2 separate regions of the Mus musculus genome follow, and region 1 is linked to region 2. The links are chromatin contacts, found by POLR2A ChIA-PET in ENCODE. All regions are on one chromosome and are shown on one strand. Each heading gives the region's core, a stretch centred on a gene start or an enhancer-like site at or near the end of the contact. The rest is flanking DNA. Distances are from core to core; before and after follow the strand shown.

What was found. ChIA-PET counts read pairs that join two places held with the same protein, here RNA polymerase II (POLR2A).
Region 1: POLR2A ChIA-PET joins it to region 2 with 11 read pairs in embryonic stem cell. The contact joins the enhancer-like site here to the promoter of Ints5 in region 2. POLR2A ChIA-PET finds 5 or more read pairs at or near these places in 4 of 5 experiments (Patski and embryonic stem cell).

The regions. Positions count from the first base shown.
Region 1 is chr19:9,025,724-9,032,132 of GRCm38, forward strand. It overlaps a transcript of Ahnak not described here. Among named protein-coding and RNA genes, the nearest start is that of Ahnak, 40 kb to the left of the region's middle. Within about 2 kb of position 2,304, at least 2 of the 3 ENCODE cell types and tissues checked have a DNase peak (open chromatin) inside an H3K27ac peak, as active enhancers do.
Region 2 is chr19:8,889,811-8,896,035 of GRCm38, forward strand. Ints5 (integrator complex subunit 5) reads left to right here and starts at 3,177. Exons shown (of 2, transcript NM_176843.3): 1 at 3,177-3,338; 2 at 4,949-6,225. The coding sequence starts at 3,259. It overlaps Lbhd1 (LBH domain containing 1), which reads left to right. Exons shown (of 6, transcript NM_001286103.1): 5 at 193-290; 6 at 601-949. The coding sequence ends at 631. It overlaps 1810009A15Rik (RIKEN cDNA 1810009A15 gene), which reads left to right. Exons shown (of 4, transcript NM_025463.3): 3 at 193-290; 4 at 601-949. The coding sequence ends at 710.

The sequences.
Region 1 (6,409 bases), core at 1,054-3,553, 140 kb after region 2:
GGGTGGACACTGAGGTCCCAGAGGAATACAGGTTTCAGGATCAGCTTTGGAAGGCAAAGCCTGGTGAATGCGCCCAATTTTTCCCCTCCAAGGGGAGGCAGTGGGCTCAAGAGCAATGAGCATGGGCAGCTGTCAGTCTCTTTCTTGGACTTCCTACCTCATACTATTCCCAGTCCTTTGCCCTATCCAGTCTTCACTCTTCCATGATACTAATAAATGAGAGAAACAACTGAAGTTAATGTATTATAGTTAGTCCCGCCCACTGGTCCCTTGGAGAGTGGACAGGTTGATGGTCTGCAAACACTGTTCTGCTCAATCTGGGGCCCTAGGAGGTTGAACCTTGTGTCTAGGGGAGGGCCTGAAAATGAGAGGTACTTCCACACAGGGATTGGGAGAAGGGAAGGGCTGCTTCCAAGTGTTTCCCCGTCTATCTCTGCACCTGCCATGCCTGCTCGACTCCGGTTTGAGAATCATCCAACAGCCTATAGTATGATCAGAGATTTCCACACTCCCCAAGTGGGATGGGGCAGTTCAGCCCACCCAAGCCCAGGGTAAGAACTCAGGACACCTAGAGCTCTTTAATCACAGATTAGAGCCTAGAAGGAAACAAGTCAAAATCCAAGAAGAAGCCTGGGCAAAGTGGATTAGTCAGGGCCAGGATGATTGGATGAGCCTGAGAAATGTAAAGGGTGTGGACGAGGAAGACTAGGAAAAAGAGGAAGAAGGGCTGGGGTGTGACTCAATGGTCTAGTAAGTGCAAAACGTTGTCTTTATTCGTTACTACGCAGACAGCCCCAAAGGGTGGCTGTTCATAGGGTTTGAGCCCTGCCTTTCTGGGTGCCCCAAATAAATGTACCCTAAGAAAACAGAGTACTGTAACATCAAGGCAAAATTTTTGCTCTGACCCCAAATCAAATGATCTGACACCCCCGCCCCCTACCCCAATTCACCAATTCAGCTGTTAGTGTCCAGGAAACAAGGGATCCCAGTCTCTGGGAGTAATTGTAGCCACTTTCAGCCAACCAGCCAATCCTGGAACTAATCCAAGTTCTGCCACAGTTCCTAGGCAGATTTTTATCTATTTAGACCAGGCTGGTGTGAAGTAATGAGCCAGGCTGATGGCCAAACAAGACTGGGCATATGATACTGGGCAATCACAGAAAAAAGACCAGCAGAGACCAGCTGGAAGCTGCTGTACGTGGGTCACATGTTGCCTCTGGGGCCTACCCCTTACCCGGTGGGACCTTCATTTCTAAAATGCGGCATCAGCCCCAACTCTCTGCTTTATACAGACTTTGCCTAAAAGATGACTTTGTATATGACGGCATCTTAGGTTTGCACTTTTGAATGCTGGTATTTAAAAGAGGGCTGGGGACATGGTTTGGTACTTAAGCTCTTGCTCTCGTACGTGAGGACTTGAGTTCTGGTGTCCAGAATTGAGGCGAAAGGTGGGCATGGTATTCTGGTCTGTAACCCTATCACTGGGAGATGGGGTGGGGATAGAGAGCTCCCAGAGCTCTCTGGCCTGACAGTCTAGCCCATTGGTGAGCCAGATCAAGTAAAAGAACAGGTGGACAATGATAGAGAAAGACAGGTGACTTTGGCCTCTGGCCTTCACATGCATGGGCATAGTCTTGTACACACATACACACACGTGCACATGCATAAACATGCACACAGATACAAGTACACACAAGTAATAATAAAAACAGGACTTGTGTGTGTGGGCTGGGAATGTAGCAAGTCCTGGACTTGCCATATCATAAGCCTGGTGTGGTGGCACACAACTGAAACCCCAGAACTCAGGAGGTGGACCCAGGAGAATCTAAACAGAACTCAGGAGGTGGACCCAGGAGAATGGAGGAGGTGGACCCAGGAGAATCTAAAGTTCAAGGTCATCCTCCCATTGACGGCTTTATTCCAGGACAGCCTGGGCTACACAAGAAGTCACCCTCCTGGTGACTATTTAAGGTCCATCCATCCATCCATCTCCTGGAATCTGGCAGCCCTTACTGAGCTGTAGTCACATGGGACTGCAGTGTGGGGCACTTGGTACCCTCCCCGAGGAAGGAGCTTCAGCTTAAAGCTCACTACTCCTGTCCACCCAAAGTGGAAGGCTTTGATTTTTTTTTTCAGCCATGCAGTATAGCCTGCTCTGTGTGTTTTTTCCTGTGTGTGCCGTCTCTTCCAGGATACACAGCTGCCAGGCAGCCGGTGCTCTGTCCCCTTGCTCAGGCAGCCAGGCCGTGGGGAGGACTGGAATGTGAAAAGCCAGGGAGAAGAATGACAGTGCATTTTCTATTTGCAAGCCTGCGAGTCTGGCTCGCCACTTGAATTTCAAGTGGGCCCTTCAGGCAGATAGGGATGTCAGGTGAGAGAGTGGAGGCAGCCAATCTGAATTGTCTAAATTCCTAGAAAATAAATTCTAGGAATTTAGCTGTAGGAGTAAGGTGGGTCAGGTAGGGCAAATTCACTGTAGGGGGTGGGGGCCTGGTGTGGGTAGGCTTCCACTTTTTTTTTCCTGTTTGCACACCATATTTTCCTTCAAACTATTTTCCTATTGAATCTAATAGACAAGCTTTGAACTAAGGTTTTTATTTTTTCTTTAACTGAGCTGCAGATCTCTTTTAGAGGAAAAAAAAAAAGCCACTCCCTTTAACCACTGTTTTTGGTTACTGCTCTTTGTTTGGAGTAATTACTACCCTTAAAAGTGGGAAATTACAGATTACAGATTATCAGAAGGAAATAAGTGCTTTGGATTAGCCAGACTCTTGCCCCTGGATGGCCATTCCAGGCCTTGCCAGTCTCCCAGGTACAAAGCCCTGTACTACATGTTCTGCAAACACTCCCTTTCCTTGTTTCCAGAGAGGAAACGGTTGGATCCTGTGTGTCACTTGTCAGGTTCTTGTTACATAACCATGGAAAACCTTTGATAGGGTTTGCTGGTCACAGGAATGAGTACAGGGAACAACATGGGGTCGTGGCTTGTCTTTTATCCACTGTGCCCTGACAGCGGATTGAACTTGGAGTGTATTTTCTAGCACTGATTTAATATTCACTAGAAAGATTTATAAGTTGGATGGGGTGGTGTCTTAGGGTTTCTATTCCTGCACAAACATCATGACCAAGAGGCAAGTTGGCGAGGAAAGGGTTTATCTGGCTTACACTTCCATACTGCTGTTCATCACCAAGGAAGTCAGGACTGGGACTCAAGCAGGTCAGGAAGCAGGAGCTGATGCAGAGGCCATGGAGGGATATTCCTTACTGGCTTGTTTCCCCTGGCTTGCTCAGCCTGCTCTCTTATAGAACCCAAGACTACCAGCCCAGAGATGGTCCCACCCACAAGGGGCCTTTCCCCCTTGATCACTAATTGAGAAAATGCCTTACAGTTGGATCTCATGGAGGCATTTCCCCAACTGAAGCTCCTTTCTCTGTGATAACTCCAGCCTGTGTCAAGTTGACACAAACTAGCCAGTAGAGGTAGGGTGGCTGGAGAGAGAACTTAGTGGCTAAGAGTGACTCCGGATCTTTGGGAGGACCAAAGTTTGATTCGCAGCACCTACATTGGGTAGCTGACATTCATTTGCTACTCCAGCTCCAGGGGATCTGACTTTCTCTTCTGGCCTCCTTGGGTATCTGAACTCATGTGGCATATACTCACAGATACACATACCCATTTAAAAACAATCTTTGTGGGGTAGGGTGGCACATACCTTTGATTCCAGCTGATTAATCAGGAAGCAGAGGCAGGTGGATCTCTGAGAGTCTGCGGGCAATCAGAGCTACACAGCGAGTTCCAGGACAGCCAGCGCCACATAGTGATACCCCGTCTCAAAAACCAAAACAAAAAATTTGGATGAGAATGCTGTGGTGGGACGGCCTGACTGTTGGTTTACGCAGAGAGGGAAGCCTCGTGGAGGTACCTCAGCTTGCCCATACCTCATCAAGACCTGGGGAACCCTTGACCCCCAGGCTCCTCTCTACTGTTTACTGCAATGGTTGTCAGTTTCTGCGAGGTCATGATTGGCCTTGCCAGTCACTCTCAGCAGCCCTCTGGCTTTGATGCAGCCTTCTCTTTTCTCACCCTTGGGTTTTAGCCTAAGGGGCATTTCCTCCTGGAAGCCTGCCTGGAATCCTCTCTCTTTCCCAACTATTCTATGCTCTCATTACTTTAGTTTTCTGGTCTCAATGCTACTTACATTTAGTTATCAGTGAGAGACTGCTTGTCAGTCTCTCTCCGGAATTAGACTGTCAACCCTGTGAGGGAGGGATGCTGTATTCTTATTTATTATTTTATTTCAGGCATAATGCCAGGCACCTGGCATGTGGCACCCAGCACTTGGCAGAAATTCTGTAGGTCACAATGGCCCTGTCTTATCACTGCATACAGTTCCCATCAGCAATAGGGACACCTGTTTTCCTTCTGTCTTTTGCTGGGTAGTCTCAGTGCATTTTCCAAAATTCAGGGTGAGAGCAAACATAAATAAACAGAAGATGAACAACAAACCCAGGGCTGTTTTTATTCTTATTTTTATTCTTCTTCTCTGAGCTATTGTTGAGGTTTCTGCAGGCCAGCCGCTTCCCTTGAGCTGTTAGGGTGTGAATTCAGCTGTGGTCAGGGATGGTCTGCAGACTGTTGGTGGCATTCCCCAGGTCTGCACCATTCCAGCTTCCAGAATGACATATGGGTAGACAGGAGGTCAGGCAGAGCTTGGAGACACAGAAAGTGAAGACCTAAACTCTGAGAATGGTGGGCTACTGGTAGCTGCTGTGGGGGGAGTGGAAGAGTATTCCGTCAGTAAGGTTCCAAACAAGAGGCAGGCACCTGGCATGTTAGTCATGGCTCAGTCAGTGAAGTGTGGCTGTGATTATTATGTTGCCCTTCAGTTGTTTTCATTTTCATTAAATATATATTGTATACTTATATATTGCAGAGAGAGAGAAGAGAGAGAGAAGAGAGAGAGAAGAGAGAGAGAAGAGGGAGAGAGAGGGAGAGAGAGAGAGAGAAGAGAGAGAGAGAGAGAGAGAGAGAGAGAGAGAGAGAGAGAGAGAGAGAGGCCGTGGTGGTGCATGCCTTTAGTTCCAGCACTATTGAAGTAGAGGCAGGCGGATTCTGAGTTTGAGGTCAGCCTTGTATACATCATGCATTCTAGGATAGCTAGAGCCACACAGTGAGACCTTAACTCAACTCCCTCCCCCTGCCCAAAAAAGCTAGAATGGTGGTGTGGATCTGTAGCACCAGCTACTAGGAAGGCTGACAGGAGGATTACTTGAGCTCAAGGGTTTAAGACCAGCCTGAGCAATGAAGCAACCTTGTCTCCAAATACGATAGGGGCTGGAGAGATAGAGAGGACCCAGGTTCAGTTTCCAGAACCCACATGGTGGCTCACAGCCATCTGTAATGCCAGGCGATCTGATGCCCTCTTTTGGCCTCTGAGGGCACTAGGCATGCAGACATACATACAGATAAAATACCCATATACATTAAACTAAATAACTATTTAAAACATAACAACCCATCTGTACAGGCTGGTTTTGTGTGTCAGCTTGACACAAATAATAGGTAGAGACATAATCAGAGAGGAAGGAGCCTCAGTTAAGGAAATGCCTTCATGAGATCCAGCTCCAGGCATTTTCTTAATTAGTAATCAATTGGAGGAGGGCCCAGACCATTGTAGGGGATACCATCCCTGGGCTGGTGGCCCTGGGTTCTATAAGAAAGTAAGCTGAGCAAGCCATGAGAGAAAGCCAGTAAGCAAGGCACTCCATGGCCTTGAATCTGCTCCTGTCTCCAGGTTCCTGCCTTGTTTAAGAACCTGCCCTGACTTCCTTCAATGATGAACAATGATGTGTAAGTAAAAACCAAATAAACCCTTTCCTCCCCAGCTTGCGTTTTGGTCATGGTGTTTCACTGCAGCAACAGAAATCCTAACTAAGACACCCTCCAAAATAAAGTGTGTGTGTGTGTGTCTGTGTGTTTGTGTGTTTGTGTTGTATGTGTGTGCATGTGCACACGCACAAATGCTTGCTCACTTGCACTGGGATGCCTTTGTAGTCCAGAAGAGGGCATTGGATTGATTTCATGGAAATGAAATTACAGTACTTGTGAGTTTCTTGATGTGGGTGCTGGAAACCAAATTCAGATTCTGTGAAAGAACATTAAGTATTCCTAACCATTGAGCTATTTCTCCACTCCCTAAATAAATGATAGCTGGGCATGGGAGCAAAGGCTTATAAGTCCACTACTTGGTAGATCAAGGTAGGAAGATCATGAACTTAAGGTCATCCTATTCTGCATAGCAAGACCTTGTTTCAACATGCAAATGTATACACATGCAGTTTTCAATGAGATGTAATTCTGAGTAGGACTCCAAATGTATATTATAGTATATTTCTTTTTCCACATGTG
Region 2 (6,225 bases), core at 1,927-4,426:
TGCAGAGACCTTATAAAACAAAAACTGGGCAATGATGCTCCCATTTAAATTCCAGTGCCAGGAGACTAAGACAGAAAGGTTGCCTGTTGGCTAGCCTGGTCTACAGAGTGAGACCTTTTCTTAGCTGGGGTCATTTTTGAGGCTCAGTTTGGTACAAATGAACCTGGATATTTTTTGTTTCCTGTCACTCAGGTCCAGTGCTCGTGCCAACATCACGCTGTCTGGGAAGAAGCGCAGGAAACTCTTGCAGCAGATCCGACTTGCCCAGAAAGAAAAAGCAGCCATGGAAGGTAAGTCTTGGGCACAGAGGCTACACAACAAGAAGTCTGGATTTTACCTGGGTTTTATCTTTTTTTTTTTTTTTTTTTTAGGATTTATTTATTTATTTATTTATTTACAGTGTGTGCACTGTAGCTGTCTTCAGACACTCCAGAAGAGGGCATCAGATTTTTGTTATGGATGGTTGTGAGCCAGCATATGGTTGTTGGGATTTGAACTCAGGACCTTTGGAAGAGCAGTCGGCGCTCTTAACCACTGAGCCATCTCACCAGCCCCTGGGTTTTATCTTTAATGCTTTCTTTTTCCTTTCCTTTTGTTCAGTGGAAGCCCCCTCCAAGTCAACCAGGACTAGTCAGCCACAGCCCAAGCAACAAAAGAAGATAAAAGCTCCCCAGGACGTAGCTATGGAGGATCTTGAAGATAAGAGCTAAAATCCCTGCCTCTTCTACCAGAAGATGGTCAACAGCACTGAGAAAGATTTGGAGGAACTTTGGAAAAAATATTAGCATATTTCACTTTCCTAGACACCTCTTCTACAGCGGACCCTGACCTCCCCTGGAGGTGTATATTGGGACCGAAGAGGACACAGAGAAAGACTGGAGGGCCACCTCTAGCAGTCAACTCCTTTTGTAATAAAGCTTTAGTGCGTTCACCGTGTGGGATGAAGTGCAGCAGGGATGAGCCATGTAGAAAGGCCTTTGCGTGTGGGTGGAGACACTTCAGAAGAAGGACACATTGTGCAACAAAGGCGACAAGAAGCTACAAAGTGAAGGCATGGTGGCGCATGCCTTTAATCCCAACATTTGCCAGGCAGAGAGGCAGGCAGATCTCTGTTCAAGGCCTCACATTGAGTTCCAGGGCTTTATAAGACCCTATCTTTTTTTTTCTTTTTTTTTTCTTTTTTTTTAGTTTTTGGTTTTTCGAGACAGGGTTTCTCTGTGTAGCCCTGGCTGTCCTGGAACTCTCTGTAGACCAGGCTGGCCTCGAACTTCAGAAATCTGCCTGCCTCTTCCTCCCGAGTGCTGGGATTAAAGGTGTGCGCCACCACTGCCCAGCTGTAAGACCCTATCTCAAAATGAAACTGGTTAGCTTCTTCAGTGCCCTCCCCCCCATCTTTCTAAACACTTCCAATTCTGCATTTCTGGAACATACAGACGATTAAGGGTGGTAGATAGGGAGGAGAGGGTCTGATCATAGTCCACACTATGTTTAGCATTAGAGTTAAGTAAGGAACATTTCTTTTTGGTTGTGTTTAGGGATTCAAACCCAGGGTACCTGCATTCGAGGCAACCCCTGTGCCATCTACATCTTGAGGGCCTGTATTTCCCAGTCAGCACTCAGTGAGATGCCAGATCTGAGGACTTTGTTTTGTTTTCGAAGATTTTCCTTATATAGGCCAGGCTTGGTTTGATCACATGGTCCTTCTGCTTCTGCCTCCATGGTGCTGGGGTGATGGGTATAAAAGACATGTCCAGCCCCCTTTCCTAACTTTTACCATTGTAAACAGCTAAATAGATACAGGGAGGCTAGTGATGTAACTCAGGGGTAAGGGTACTTGGCCCAAGCCCAACAATCTGAGTTCTATCCCTGTTACCCAAATAGTGGAAAGAGCTGACTCTACTCTTGTCCTCTGGCTTCCACACTTGAATTGTGGCAAGCACATGTCCCCATACACACAGCAAGTGTCAAAACAAAACTCAATTAGACATGGGCTTGCCACATTTAGGTTTTCATTCCTTCTCAACTAAATATCCATAACTGACAACCTTGTGGTTTTGAGTCCTGTGCTCAATGTGTGTGTACACTATATATGTTGTGTATACTATATAGTGTACACTATATAGTGTGTGTACACTATGTATGTAGTGCATGCCTGGAGTCTTCAGAGGCCAGAAGAGGCTGTTGGATCCCTTGGAATCAGAGTTATAGATATTTGTAAACTGCCACGTAGGTGCTGGGAACTGAGCCTGAGCATTTTGAAAGAGCACCAAGTATTCCTAACCCCTGAACTATCTTTCCATCCTCATTGACAATTTTTTATTTTATTTTACTTTATTTTTGAGACGGGAGATCTTTGTAGCCTGGCTGCCCTGGGACACCCTCTATAAAACTGGCTGGCCTCAAACTTATAGAGATCCACCTACCCCTGTCTCAAATGCTGTGATTGAATGTGTACAATACCACTGGCCTTAAACTTTTCTTTTTAGATTTATCTTATGGATATGAATATTTTGCCAGCATGGATGCATGTGTATCATATGCCCATGGAGACCAGAATCAGAAGCCCTGGAATTGCAATTACAGTTTGTGAACTAGCTGCCATATGGGTACTAAGAATTGAACTCTAGTCCTCTGCAAGAATAGCAGTTAAGTGCTCTTAACTGCTGAGCCATCTCTCCATCTCCAGACTACTTTATAAATGTCACACAACTCACAACCACCAGTAACTCCAGCTCCAGGAGGTCTGATGACCTCTTCTAGACTGAGAATAACTCATATACATATCATTTAGAAATAATAAAAAACATGTTGATCTTCCTTCCTTTTTTGTTTTTTTTCGAGGCAGAGTTATCTCTGTAGCCCTGACTGTCCTGGAACTCACTCTAGACCAGGCTGGCCTCGGAACTTCAGAAATCCGCCTGCCTCTGCCTCCCAAGTGCTGAGATTAAAGGCGTGCGCCACCACTGCCCGGTATGTTTATACTTTAACAGATTATTAGATTGCAATGTAGAAGAAAGCCTCGGAAGCTTTCCTATGCCTACGAAGCCCCTGGGGGGTGGGTGTGAAGGTTGTGCTGAGAGCAAGCCTATTACCCGCTGTGACCGATGCGACGCGGAACCAAAGTACTAGGGCTCCAGACTTAGCCGGACGGATTTTCCTGAGAGGCGGGGTCGATAGTTTCTGTCGCGTTTCCAGTCAGCACGCATGCGTCGCCTGTGCTCCGCCGCTCCCGCCTCAGGCTCCGGGTAGGGCTCCGGGATGTCCGCGTTGTGCGACCCTCCCGGGGCCCCAGGGCCACCCGGGCCTGCCCCCGCCACCCACGGTCCCGCGCCTCTCAGGTAGTCAGAGCCCCTGGTATCTTCCTTCATCGCGCCGCCCCGCCAGCCTTCTCCTCAGAAAGCTGGATCTTACCTAGAGAACCCGCGTCAGGATTCTCAGAGATTCTGGTCGCGTCTTCCCGGAACTCAGGGACCGCTTCACTAAAAACTCTGGGCTGCAATGCCTGCCCTGCTCGTAGTTCTGCCTCTCCCGAGACCTCAGTGCCTTCTTCGGCCGGCCTTGCTTTGCCAGCAGTTGGGGACATCAGCGCTCCTGAGAACCCAGCCTCCTTGCCCCTTTTACGGGAGGAGGCTTGGACTACATGAGAGTTTCTGGGGAGCCAAGGCTCGGAGCCGCAATATTTGTTCTCGTATTGAGGTGCCTTTATTTTTGATCAAAGGGAGGGTACAGAACCTTATCTGCCCAGAGAATGCGGTTGTGTTTGACAGAACAGATAGTAGTAAGAGGGAAGGGGTTTTACTTTCTCAACATCGCCTTCTGAGACTCTTAAGACACAGCTTATATATTGGGCGAATTGAAAGGCTTATATTCTGTGCTCCGGGGGATCCCCCACCCCCATTCTCTGCACACTGAAGGCATTTAATTCAGTGGGTGCGTGATTAGAATTCTCTCTCTTTTCCTTCATTCCTTCCCCCCCCCCCCCCTTTTTTTTTTCCGAGACAGGGTTTCTCTGTAGCCCTGGCTGACCTGGATCTCACTTTGTAGACCAGGCTGGCCTCAAGCTCAGAAATCTGCCTGCCTCTGCCTCCTGAGTGCTGGGACTAAAGGTGTGCGCCACCACGCCCGGCTCATTCCTTTCTTTTTTTTTGAGACAGGGTCTCTCTATGGATAGACATAGCTGTCTCGGAATTCGGAATTCATTATGTAGGTTAGCCTTGAACTCAGATCTGTCTGTGTTGGAATTGAAGGTGTATGTCACTGGTTAAGGCTGAATTCTTGAATAGTATGGAAAAGCACACATTTGGGAGGGAGAGCTTTTAGTAAGGTTACAGTTTTCTGACCATTGAGAGATTTCAGGGTGCTTGTGCTGTAGAGGGGGGGCTGAGAAGATGTTAAAGTAGGTATAGAATCTCAATATATTTAGCTAATTCAATTTTTCATTGAGTAATTCCCATATACCATCACCTTAACAAAAGGGAATTCTGTTTTAGGAGTTTAGAAATGGTTCCTGCCTCTTTGTAATATTTATCCTGATTTCTTAACTTTAATTTCTTTACCTGTAAAATGGGATCATAATAACCATATTGTTGTCAGGACTGAAAAAGTACTGGTGAAGTACTTAAAAGTGGGGTGGGGATGTAGCTTAAGAGATGGTGCCTAGTAGGCCTAAAGGCCTAGGTTTTATACCTCGTACTGAAAAAGAAAAAAGAACGTGGATATTTGAAAGGTAATCTGTTATTCCTATGATTATTGTTGCTGAAGGACAAATAGCATTTCTTGAATGACCAAGGTGTAACAGGAATGGGTATGCTTCTAAACCTTCATAAATTCTTATGAGGCACGTATTACCCTATTATCACATAAAAAGAAACCAGAGCTCATGAAAGGAATATAACTTACTTCACATCTCCCAGTATTTTGATTTTCTTTTTTTTTTTCTTCCTTACAGTGCTCAGGAGCTGTCCCAAGAAATCAAGGCTTTTTTGACCGGTGTAGACCCTATTCTGGGCCACCAGCTCTCAGCTCGTGAACATGCTCGATGTGGTCTTCTCTTGCTCCGTTCTTTGCCACCTGCTCGGGCTGCTGTGTTGGACCACTTGAGAGGTGTTTTTGATGAGAGTGTCCGGGCCCACCTAGCTGCCCTAGAAGAAAGTCCTGTGGCTGGTCCACCTCACCTCCGTCCACCTCCACCATCCCATGTCCCTACTGGTGGACCTGGCTTAGAGGATGTGGTGCATGAAGTGCAGCAGGTGCTGTGTGAGTTTATCCGGGCCAACCCAAAGGCCTGGGCACCCGTGATTAGTGCATGGTCCATTGACCTCATGGGACAACTGAGCAGCACATATTCAGGTCAGCATCAGCGTGTTCCCCATGCCACTGGCTCTCTCAATGAACTGCTGCAGCTGTGGATGGGCTGCAGGGCCACCCGCACATTAATGGACATCTATGTGCAGTGCCTCTCGGCCCTCATTGGTAGCTGCCCAGATGCATGTGTGGATGCCTTGCTAGACACTTCTGTCCAGCATTCCCCACACTTTGACTGGGTTGTGGCCCATATTGGCTCTTCTTTTCCTGGCACCATCATCTCCCGAGTCCTATCTTGTGGCCTTAAGGACTTCTGTGTCCATAGTGGGGCTGGAGGAGGAGCTAGTGCTTGTGGAAACTCTTCTCAACCCCCCTCTACAGACCCCTTCCCTGGATCTCCTGCCATCCCTGGGGAAAAACGGGTACCCAAGATTGCCTCAGTTGTAGGCATCCTAGGGCACCTGGCTTCCCGCCATGGAGACAGCATCCGACGGGAACTGTTGCGCATGTTTCATGATAGTTTGGCAGGGGGTTCTGGGGGCCGGAATGGAGAGCCCTCTCTTCAGGCCACAGTTCCCTTCCTACTGCAGCTGGCAGTCATGTCACCAGCTTTGCTCGGCACAGTATCTGGAGAACTTGTGGACTGCCTCAAGCCCCCAGCAGTGCTAAGCCAGCTGCAACAACACCTGCAGGGGTTCCCCAGAGAAGAGCTAGACAACATGCTAAACCTGGCTGTGCATCTAGTGAGCCAGGCCTCTGGGACTGGTGCCTACCGCCTGCTGCAGTTCTTAGTAGACACAGCTATGCCTGCTTCAGTTATTACTACCCAGGGCCTGGCTGTGCCAGACACCGTGAGAGAGGCCTGTGACCGGCTGATCCAGCTGCTATTGCTACATCTACAAAAACTAGTTCATCATCGGG